Linked DNA regions of Homo sapiens: region 1 is linked to region 2. Evidence: read pairs that join two places in POLR2A ChIA-PET (ENCODE). Cell type or tissue: OCI-LY7. All regions are shown on one strand. Links, peaks and the distances in the headings refer to the core of each region. The heading gives the core; the rest is flanking DNA.

Region 1 (5,377 bases), core at 103-5,102, 84 kb before region 2:
CCCAACCCTCCAGCTGACCACAAGCACATGACAGAGCCCAGCAGAAATCAGTCAAGCCAGCCCATATCAGAAGAACAACCCAAGAGACACACAGGATTTGGAGAGGGGTAAAATGCTTGATGTTTTAAGCCCCTACATTTTGCTTGTGGTTTCCTATGCACCAGAGGCTGACACAGAAGATAGAGATAGAATAAGCAAATATGGCAAATGTTGACAATTTTGATCCACATAATTGCTATATGGATGATCAATGAGTCTTCCTGCCTGCCTTCCTCCCTCCCTCCCTCCCTTCCTTCCTTCCTCCCTCCCTCTCTCCTTCCCTCTTTCTTTCTCTCTTTCCTTCTTTCTTTCTTTCTTTCTTTCTCCCTTTGTCACCCAGGCTAGAGGGCAGTGGCGTGATCTCTGCTCACTGCAACCTCCGCCTTCCAGGTCCAAGCCATTCTCCTGCCTTTGCCTCCCAGGTAGCTGGGATTATAGGTGCCCACCACCACATCAGGCTAATTTTTGTATTTTTAGTAGAGACAGAGTTTCGCCCTGTTGGCCAGTCTGGTCTTGAACTCCTGACCTCAGGTGATCTGCCCGCCTTGGCCTCCCAAAGTGCTGGGATTACAGGCGTGAGCCACCGTGCCCAGCTGATGAGCTAATTTTTCAACACTTTCATACCTTTAAATTTGTTTGCAATAAAATTTAGAAAAATCACCTTTATTTTCATGATGTCACGTTTCTCAACTATTCCATGTTATCCATTTTTTTTTCCCTCAATCTCCTGGGCTCAAGCTGTCATAGTCATCCTGCCTCAACCTCCCAAATGCTGGGATTACAGGCATAAGCCATGGCACCCAGCCCCATGTCATCCTATATTTCAAAGTTAATCTGTGAAACCTTGCTTATATCAAGTTAACTCAAAATATTCACCTCTCACCTTTTATTTAGAGCCTTCTCCAGGCTCTAAATAAAATATAAATACAAAGGATATTTAATAATTCTTTATGAACATATTTTAAAGCTGTATTAGAAACTACACAAATGCTGCCAAAGAAAGGTGTTTGATCACGCTGTGGGTGGTCTGGTATATATTTACTATTATTTAAAAAATATTTTTCTGTTAGGCTGGGCGCAGTGGCTCACGCCTGTAATCCCAGTCCTTTGGGAGGCCGAGGCAGGTGAATCACCTAAGGTCAGGAGTTCAAGACCAGCCTGGCCAACGTGGTGAAACCGCATCTCTACTAAAAGTACAAAGAATTAGCCAGGCGTGGTGGCAGGCCCCTGTAATCCCAGCTTACTTGGGAAGCTGAGGCAGGAGAATCACTTGAACCCAGGAGGCAGAGGTTGCAGTGAGCCAAGATCGCTGCATTCCAGCCTGGGCAACAGAGCGAGACTCTGTCCAAAAAAAAGAAAGAAAGAAAGAAAAACGGAAAGAAAGGAAGGGAAGGGAAAGAAAGGGGAGAGGAGGGGAAGGGAGGGGAGGGGAGGGGAGGGGAAGGGAGGGGAGGGGAGGGGAGGGAACGGAAGGGAAGGGTAGAAACTAGCAAAATTAGCCAGGCACAGTGGCATGCAACTGTGGTCCCAGCTACTCAAGAGGCTGAGGAGGGAGGATCACTTGAGCCCAGCAAGTTGAAGCTGCAGTGACCCATGATGATGCCAGCGCACTCCAGCCTGGGTAACAGAGAAAGACCCTGTCTAAAAAAAACACACGACTATATAACATCAGTAGCAAGACAAGCATGTTTACTCTCATTAATTCTATTCAATCATGTACTGGGAGTTCTAGCCTATACAATAAGGCAAGAAAAAGAAAAAAAAGGCATAAAGATTGGAGAGGAAAAAGTAAAATGGATTTTGTTTTGCAGATGCCATGATTCTACTGTCACCATGTGCAGTTGTTCATGTTGGGCACTGCACAAGAACACTACACCTAAGGAGGTGCTATTCATATCACAGACATCTTTACTATTTTGAAAACAACTTTTTGAAAATTATTATGTATTGTGCATGCTATTGACGGTTGCAAAAGTGATTTACAATTTATTGCAACTATGTTCCAGCAGATGGCAGTAAAGTGTCTTGTTCCAAGAGGGTTGGTAGCTACCATTCTACTTCCATATACTAAGGAGACATTGGTTTTGAAATGGAAAGACGTGTTGATTTTATGTCATTTAAAATAGTCTGTGCTTCTAAACAATGAGCTGCTCTTCCACCTGATATGCAGAACATTTTGTTAAAGTCCCTAATGGTGCCAGCACATTGTCTGTATTCAGTATTTCATATTGCAGTTCATATTTTCATCTAATTATTTACTCTACCAGACTGGAATTGTTGAATTCTATGTTTAAATCTACAAGTCCTGGCCAGGCACAGTGGCTCACGCCTGTAATCCCAGCACTTTGGGAGGCCAAGGCGGGTGGATCACCTGAGGTCAGGAGTTGAAAACCAGAGTGACCAACATGGTGAAACCCTGTCTCTACTAAAAATACCAAAAATTAGCCCAGTGAATGAGCCGGGCGTGGTGGCAGTCGCCTGTAATCCCAGTTACAGAGGCTGAGGCAGGAGAATCGCTTGAACCCGGGAGGCGAAGGTTGCAGTGAGCCAAGATTTCGCCATTGCACTCCAGCCTGGGTGACAAGAACGAAGCTCTGTCTTAAATAAATAAATAAATCTACAAGTCCTTTCACTTGGCACAAATCACTGTATAATAATATCCGGTCAGGTGCAGTGGCTCACACATGTAATCCCAGCACTTTGGGAGGCTGAGGTGGGCAGATCACGAGGTCAGGAGTTCGAGACCAGCCTGCCAACGTGGTGAAACCAAGTCTCTACTAAAAATGCAAAAATTAGCCGGGTGTAGTGGCGGGCGCCTGTAATCCCAGCTACTCGGGAGGCTGAGGCAGGAGAATCACTTGAACCCGGGAGGTGGAGGTTGCAGTGAGCCGAGACCACGCCGTTGCACTCCAGCCTGGGTGACAGGGCAAGACTCTTGTCTCAAAACAACAACAACAATAACACAACAAACTAATATCCGGTTACCATTAATCATCCACAAAGAATGTGTGTGGGTTGAAATTAAAGAGTATTATGCAAGTCTGTTAATTATACTATTATAGTAGTTGCTTATTATTGCTTTAGAAATTTCATCAGTATAAAAATAAACTTATGAAAATTTAATGATTTGTTGCCTACATAGTATTGTAAGATGCTAAAATTCTAAGATAAAATATTAACCTTATTCGATGTCTATCAAGGACAAAAAATAATCAGGACCAGAAAATGGAAAGCTATTATGAAACAAAGTGGATCATTGAATGAATTTTTGAGAAAAACAAAGTTGCAAGGGGAAAAAATTTCCACAGCTGCTATTTTGGCAGAATGTAGCACAGATCCATTAATTATTGAGCAGAACAGACCATGAATTTACTCCTTCCACTTTTGGGTAAGCCAAGAAAAGAAAATTCAAGAAATAACTGGAAGACAGGAAAAATGGAGAATAAACGAACCCTTTAATTACATGTTCTTTTCGTCAATCCAGGTACCCAGCCACCTAATTTAAATATTAAACTCTTTAGATGTGAATATTTAAATATTAAACCCTTAAATTTAAACTCTTAAAAATTATTCACCTTAAATAAGAGCAGTTAGGCTGGGTGCAGTGGCTCACGCCTGTAACCTCAATGCTTTGGGAGGCTGAGGCCAGTGGATCAGTTGGGGTCAGGAGTTCGAGACCAGCCTGGCCAACATGGTGAAACCCCGTCTCTACTAAATATACAAAAATTAGCCAGGCGTGGTGGCAGACACCTGTAATCCCAGCCTCTCCGGAGGCTGAGACATAAGAATCACTTGAACCTGGGAGGCAGTGGTGAGTCAAGATCACGCCACTGCACTCCAGCCTAGGCAACAGAGTGAGACTCTGTCTCAAAAAAAAGAGCATTTAACTTCCAAAAGACAGTAACGGTAGACAGAAAAGTAGTTTCACATCAATTTTTTCAACTGAGGAATAAATGACCAGATCAGGTAACTTTGTTTAATCTCAAAGGATTCTGTAATTAATGTTTATTTCAAAGAGGTGGAAAAAATACACTGGAGATGGAGAAAAATACACTAAAACAAAGAAATGAGTAGAATGTGGTGGATGCTGTGATTTGCCACCAAGATCTCTTTAGGAATGAAGGACTCTGACAGCTGCTTCTGATGTCAGCCCCTTGGGCATTGCCTCAGCTGATCAGAACCCAGAAGCCCAGTGCCAGACCTCCCCCTGGGGTGCACTGAACCCTTGGATTGACTGAATCAGGACCCAATCTCACCCTCTGCTCAAAATCCAGTTTCCTTTGCCTCCTTTATGCAGCTATTGATCCCAAGGTCCTGCATGCTAATCTCAGCCTCACAATCTGCCTCCCAGGAGAGCCTAGCCTGCAACAACACAGGTGAGCACAGCTATCACAAATTATTTGAAAATTAGAAGGTGGGCCAGGCGCGGTGGCTCACACCTGTAATCCCAACTCTGGGAGGCCGAGGCAGGCGGATCACCTGAGATCAGGAGTTCGAGACCAGCCTGGCCAAAATGGTGAAACCCCATCTCTACTAAAAACACAAAAATTAGCTGGGCGTGGTGGCAGGCGCCTGTAAATTCAGCTACTACTCAGGAGGCTGAGGCAGGAGAATCGCTTGAACCTGGGACACGGAGGTTGCAGTGAGCTGAGATCACACCATTGCACTCCAGCCTGGGTAACAAGAGCGAAACTCTGCCAAAAAAAAAAAAGAAAAAGAAAAGAAAAGAAAAGAAAGAAAATGAGGTGAGGGGCACTTCCACAAGAGCGTGCAACATTCAAAATGATTTGATATAATAACCAAAAAAATTCAAAGCAGGGTCCCAAACAGATATTTGTACAGCCATATTCATAACAGCATTACTCACAATAGCCCAGAGGCGAAACAACCCCAGTGTCCATTGATGGAAGGATGAATGAATAAATAGAATGCGGTGTATCCACACAATGGGATATTGTTCAGCCTTTAAAAGGAAGGAAATTCTGACACATGCTACATACAACATGGTTATACCTTCGGGACATTATGCTAAGTGAAATAAGCCAGTCACTAAAGGACAAGTACTATATGACTTCACTTATATGAGTTATCTAGAGCAGCGGTCCTCAACCTTTTGAGCACCAGAGACTGATTGTGTGGAAGACAATTTTTCCATGGACCTGGGGAGTGGGGGATGGTTTCAGATGATTCAAGAGCATTACATTTATTGTGCGTTTTATTTCTATTATTATTACATTGTAATATATGATGAAATAATTATATAACTCACCATAATGTAGAATCAGTGAGAGCCCTGAGCTTGTTGGGTTTGTTTTGTTTTGTTTTGTTTTGTTTTGTT
Region 2 (5,377 bases), core at 116-5,115:
TGTGAGGACAGTACCAAGGGGCTGGCGCTGAACCATGAGAAACCACCCCCATGATGCCGTCCCTCCCGCCAGGCCCCACCTCCAACAGTGGTGACTACAAACTACAAGTTGACATGAGATCTGGTGGGGACACAGATCCAAACCATATCAGTGCCTGACCTATGCTGAGCCTCAATAAATGTTAAATGCCACCATCATCCACAGGTGCCAGGTCTGCATTGGGCACATAGCATTTTGCAATCCTCTAACTTTGCAAATAAATGAGCCAATACATACTCTTTCTCCTTAATGCAAGCGATTGGTCTCTATCACCAGTGACTGAGAAGTGCCGACTGTTAGGGAATGGCAGCTAAAAAGCATTATTTCACTACAAAGTCTAGTTCAGTCATGCGCTGGTACCGGGGGTGACCTCTTTTCCCACTCTGGGCCTCTGCTGGAAGACGAAGGGGAAGGGGTGGGCAGTATCTCAAGGGTCCAGGCTCTCCTTCTCTGCCACCAGTACCCCAGAGCATGTCCCTGACCTTCCAGCTACTGTTGACAGCCATCCAGGATCTGGCTGAGCCCACTCTCCTCAGAGAAGGTGCTGGGGTGGCAGCTTTGGGGGTGGCAAACTCCATCTTGGAGCAGAGGAAGGAGAAACGCCCTGCTGCAGGATCTCGCGAGCCAGCTGGGCATGGCCGGTGGTCAAATGCTCTGATGCAATGATAATGAGGATGTAACGGTCCAGCAGCACCTGCTGGAGGTACTTGTCAGCCTAAAAAGTGGGCGTGCCTATGCCTGGCCGGTCTGATGATGACCGTGGGTGCGGGTAGGGTGTAGGGTCCACAGCCATTTCTATCACAGCCATGCAGGCTGAGTTAGGGTCTTTATTTCGTAGCCTCTCATGATATTGACAGGTCAACTTGCCTGAGCCTGTGCCCTTGGTAGTGCCAGCGTGCAGCCTGCATTCTCCCGTGAACAAAGTGTGGCCTGCAACTTGGCAGCAACTGCTGGCAGATTCCCCATCTTGCGGGCCTCCGTCAGAGCCCTGGCTGCCTCTCACGACAGCATCAGTATCTTGAACTGGCTGAGGGCTGGCTGGGCTGTACTTGCCATGGGTTGCCTGACCCCTAGTTCTCCAGCTTCAGAACGTGGTGACCCTTAGCAGAACAGGGGAGGGAGTATTTTCACCCTGAGTTACCCATTCTCCAATCCCTCTGCATGCCTGTCATAAATGTGTTACAATATACTTGCTGCCTTGGCATCCACTTTTAGGCCTGACATACATTGTTTGAAACTCAACGAAACCTCATCACCTTGGCCTAGTAAAACTTCCCCTTCCCCTTGTGGCTTGCAGTTTAGCCCACTTGTTCCTCATCTCACCAATCCAAAATCCAACAACATCCTACAGTGGCTGACCATGGCCCTATGGGATGGTCAACATCAGAGCGATGTAAATAAGTTCCCCCTTCAAGCGTGTTTTCTTTAAAATAGCCAATCCACAACCACCATGGGAAAGCCTAAGGGAATACAGGCATAGGCCCACAGGTTGTTTTTTTTTTTTTTTTGAGACGGAGTCTAGCTCTGTTGCCCAGGCTGGAGTGCAGTGGCGCAATCTCGGCTCACTGCAACCTCTGGCCTCCCGGGTTCAAGTGATTCTCCAGCCTCAGTCTCCCGAGTAGCTGGGATTACAGGTGCCCGCCACCACCCCTGGCTAATTTTTTGTATTTTTAATAGAGATGGGGTTTCACTATATGTTGGCCATGCTGGTCTCGAACTCTTGACCTCAGGTGATCCACCCACCTTGGCCTCCCAAAGTGCTGGGATTACAGGTGTGAGCCACTGCACACAGCTCTCCATGACTGTTTGACACTATCTTTTGATTCCCTAAAAAATGTTTACAAGAATTTCCGCTAGATAATGCTGAACTGGCTGAACTATGGATATAGATGGATCGTATCTGAAAGATGACAATGGTAAAAACTGTGTAAGATATGTAGTTACCACTTCCTTCGAAGTTGCTGAAGCCGCCCCTTACCTGTGGCTACTTTTTTTTTTTTCTTTTGAGATGGAGTCTTGCTCTGTTGCCCAAGCTGGAGTACAGTGGCGCAATCTCAGCTCACTGCAACCTCTGCCCACTGGATTCAAGCAATTTTCCTGCCTCAGCCTCCCGAGTAGCTGGGATTACAGGCACCCACCACCATGCCCAGCTAATTTTTTTGTATTTTTAGTAGAGACAGGGTTTCGTCATGTTGGCCAGTCTTCCTGAACTCCTGACCTCAAGTAATCTGCCTACCTCGGCCTCCCAAAGTGCTGGGATTACAGGTGTGAGCTGCTGCGCCTGGCCCCTGTGGCTACTTTTGCACGAAAAGCTAAACTCACTGCCCTTGCTGGCCTCCTCGTGAAAGGGCAATCTGTTACTCTATACAGATAGTAGATATGCCTTTGGGGTTGCTCCTGATTTTGGACTGCTATGGAAATGAAGGGGTTTACTCACGTCCACTGGAGGTCAAATTAAAAATGGATCCTATGTACGGGACTTACTGGATGCCATCCAGCTGCCAGCTGCCTTGGCTATTATGGAAACTCCCGGACATTCAAGGTTAACCTCTGCGGAAGCTAGAGGAAACAGTCTTGGCTGATAATGCCGCAAAGGATGCTGCTGTTAAAGGTTCGGTTCCTCAAATCTCTCTTGAGGCCCAGCTAAAAGAGCCACCAAAAGGTGATCTAAAAATGATTACCAAAGATGCACAAAATTGGGCACCAGAAACGGAAGAACAAAATTGGAAAGATCACACTGCTAGTTCAATGATTTGAAAAAAAAAAAAAAAAAAAAAAAAAAGCTGTGTTTAAGGCCTGATAACCAGTTCTCTCCAAGTCAATATTCTTAACTACAGTACATAATCTGACCCACTGGGGAACTTACAAATTGTTTTATGAAACAATATTAGGGGGAGTGACATTAAAAGAAGCTGTACTGGCCAAGTGCAGTGGCTCTCGGGCCTGTAATCCCAGCACTCTGGGAGGCCGAAGGGGGCGGATTGCTTGAGTCCAGGAGTTCGAGACCAGCCTGGGCAACATAGGGAAATCGTGTCTCTACTAAAAATATCAAAATAAGTAGTTTCAACTACTGGGGAGGCTGAGGTGGGAGAGTCACCTGAGCCTAGGAGATCAAGGCTGCAGTGAGTGGAGATCGTGCCATTGCACTCCAGTCTGAGTGACAGAATGAGACCCTCTCTCAAAAAAAAAAAAAAAAAAAAAAAAAAAAGCTGCCAAAAAAAAAAAAAAAAGCCTATTTGGCACTTGTGCCACCTGCCGTAAGTTTAACTCAGGAAAATGTGTACATCCCGATCCTGGACATTTTAATCTACCTAATGGGCCCTTCAAGGTTTGGCAAATGGATTTTATCCAACTACCCACTTCCGTGTGTGTGTGTGTGTGTGTGTGTGTGTGTGTGTGTGTATATATATATATATATATATATATGTACTAGTAACAGTTTGCACATTCTCCTATTGGGTAGAGGCTTTCCTGGTAGACAAGCCACTGCTTCAGCTGTGGCCAAAATTCTCCTGGAAAAAAAGTATTCCCACCTAGGGAACTCCCCTTGAAGTACATCGTGATCAGGAGCCCATTTTACTGGCCATATAATAAAACAAGTGAGTTCAGTTTGGCCAATTTCTCAGCATTTCCACTGTCTACAATCCCCAATCTTCTGGCTCAGTGGAACAAACAAGGGGAACTATAAAAACCCAGTTGGATGGCCGGGCACAGTAGCTCACCCCTGTAACCCCAGCACTTTGGAAGGCTGAGGCAGGCAGATCACTTGAGATCAGGAGTTCAAGACCAGCCTGGCCAACATGGTGAAACCCCATCCCTATTAAAAATACAAAAATTAGCCAGGTGTGGTGGTACACGCCTATAATCCCAGCTACTTGGGAGGCTGAGGCAGGAGAATTGCTCAAACCCAGGGGACAGAGGTTGCAGTGAGCTGAGATCAAGCCGCTGCACTCCAGCCTAGGTGATAGAGTGAGACTCCATTTCAAAACAAAAAAACAAAAAACCCAGTTGGCAGAATTTATCTACACCTTCCTTGACCTAAGTTCCTCCTTTGGTATTATTAAATCTAAGGGCCACTCTCTTTGGGGCTCATAAACTTTCACCTTTGGAAATAGTCACAGGCCATCCTATGCACTTGGCCTCCTCTGCTTTTGACCCTTAATTGATAAAAGGAGACATATCCATCTGGGTGCAGTGGCTCACACTCGTAAAATCCTAACACTTTGGGAGGCTGAAGCAAGGGGATCGCTTGAGTCCAGGAGCTCGAGACCAGCTTGGGTAACATGGCAAAACCCTGTCTCTACAAAAACACAAAAATTAGCTGGGTGTAGTTGTGTGTGCACCTGTAGTCCCAGCTACTCGGGATGCTGAGACGGGACGATCACTTCAACCGGGAGGCAGAGGTTGCAATGAGCCAAGATCCCGCTACCGTACTCCAGCCTGGGCACCAGAGGGAGACACTGTCTCAAAACAAAAACAAAAAAACAAAAAAAAACAAAACAGACATACTTCAATATTAATAAAGCCTTACTAAGGTAAAGGCATTAATAAAGCAATGGATAGAAATCATATTTTGATAGAACAATCTTTCCACAGCACAATCATAGGAGACAAAGACCTACAACACCATGATCTGCAGCCTGGCGACTTTGTCTATTGGAAAAGACACGTACGCAAGAATTCTATCCAGCCTTACCAGAAAGAGCCACATTAAGTCCTTCTCACCAATCCCTGTGCTGCCAAACTAAAGGGCATTGACTTCTGTATCCACATCTTTCATATTTATTTATTTATTTATTTTTGAGATGGGGTTTTGCCCAGGCTGGAGTGCAGTGGCATGATCTCGGCTCACTGCCACTTATGCCCACTGGGTTCAAGCGATTCTCCTGCCTCAGCCTCCCAAGTAGCTGGGATTACAGGTGCCTGCCACCACGCCCAGCTAATTTTTGTGTTTTTAGTGGAGATGGAGATGGGGTTTCACCATGTTGGCCGGGCTGGTCTTGAACTCCTGACCTCAAGTAATCCGCCCACCTCGGCCTCCCAAAATGCTGGGATTACGGGCGTGAGCCACTGCGCCCAGCCTATTTTTTCTTTTTTTGAGATAGGATCTCATTCTGTCACCCAGGCTGGAGTGCAGTGGCACGATCATGGCCCATTACAGCCTTGACCTCTGAGGCCCAAGTGATCCTCCCACCTCAGCCTCCTGAGTAGCTAGGCCTACAGGCGCGTGCCACATGCCTGGCTAGTTTTTTGTATTTTTTGTAGAGACAGGGTCTCGCCATGTTGCCTAGGCTGGTCTCCAACTCCTGGGCTCAAGTGATCCTGCTGCCTCGGACTC

The links. Peaks named below come from ENCODE experiments on the same cell type or tissue, not always from the same donor. Only the 100,000 strongest peaks of a DNase experiment are listed, where the experiment ranks them.
Region 1: POLR2A ChIA-PET joins it to region 2 with 6 read pairs; 3 of 35 experiments call an interaction of 5 or more read pairs at or near these places.

Annotation. Positions count from the first base shown.
Region 1 is chr19:43,806,661-43,812,037 of GRCh38, reverse strand. It overlaps a transcript of LYPD5 not described here. Among named protein-coding and RNA genes, the nearest start is that of LYPD5, 6.9 kb to the right of the region's middle. In OCI-LY7, for the core only: CTCF peaks have their summits at 1,841 and 2,049 (motif pointing right); a DNase peak (open chromatin) is centred at 2,057.
Region 2 is chr19:43,722,895-43,728,271 of GRCh38, reverse strand. It overlaps SMG9 (SMG9 nonsense mediated mRNA decay factor), which reads left to right. Exons shown (of 14, transcript NM_019108.4): 14 at 1-289. Among named protein-coding and RNA genes, the nearest start is that of IRGC, 9.5 kb to the right of the region's middle. In OCI-LY7, for the core only: a CTCF peak has its summit at 4,515 (motif pointing right); a DNase peak (open chromatin) is centred at 2,641.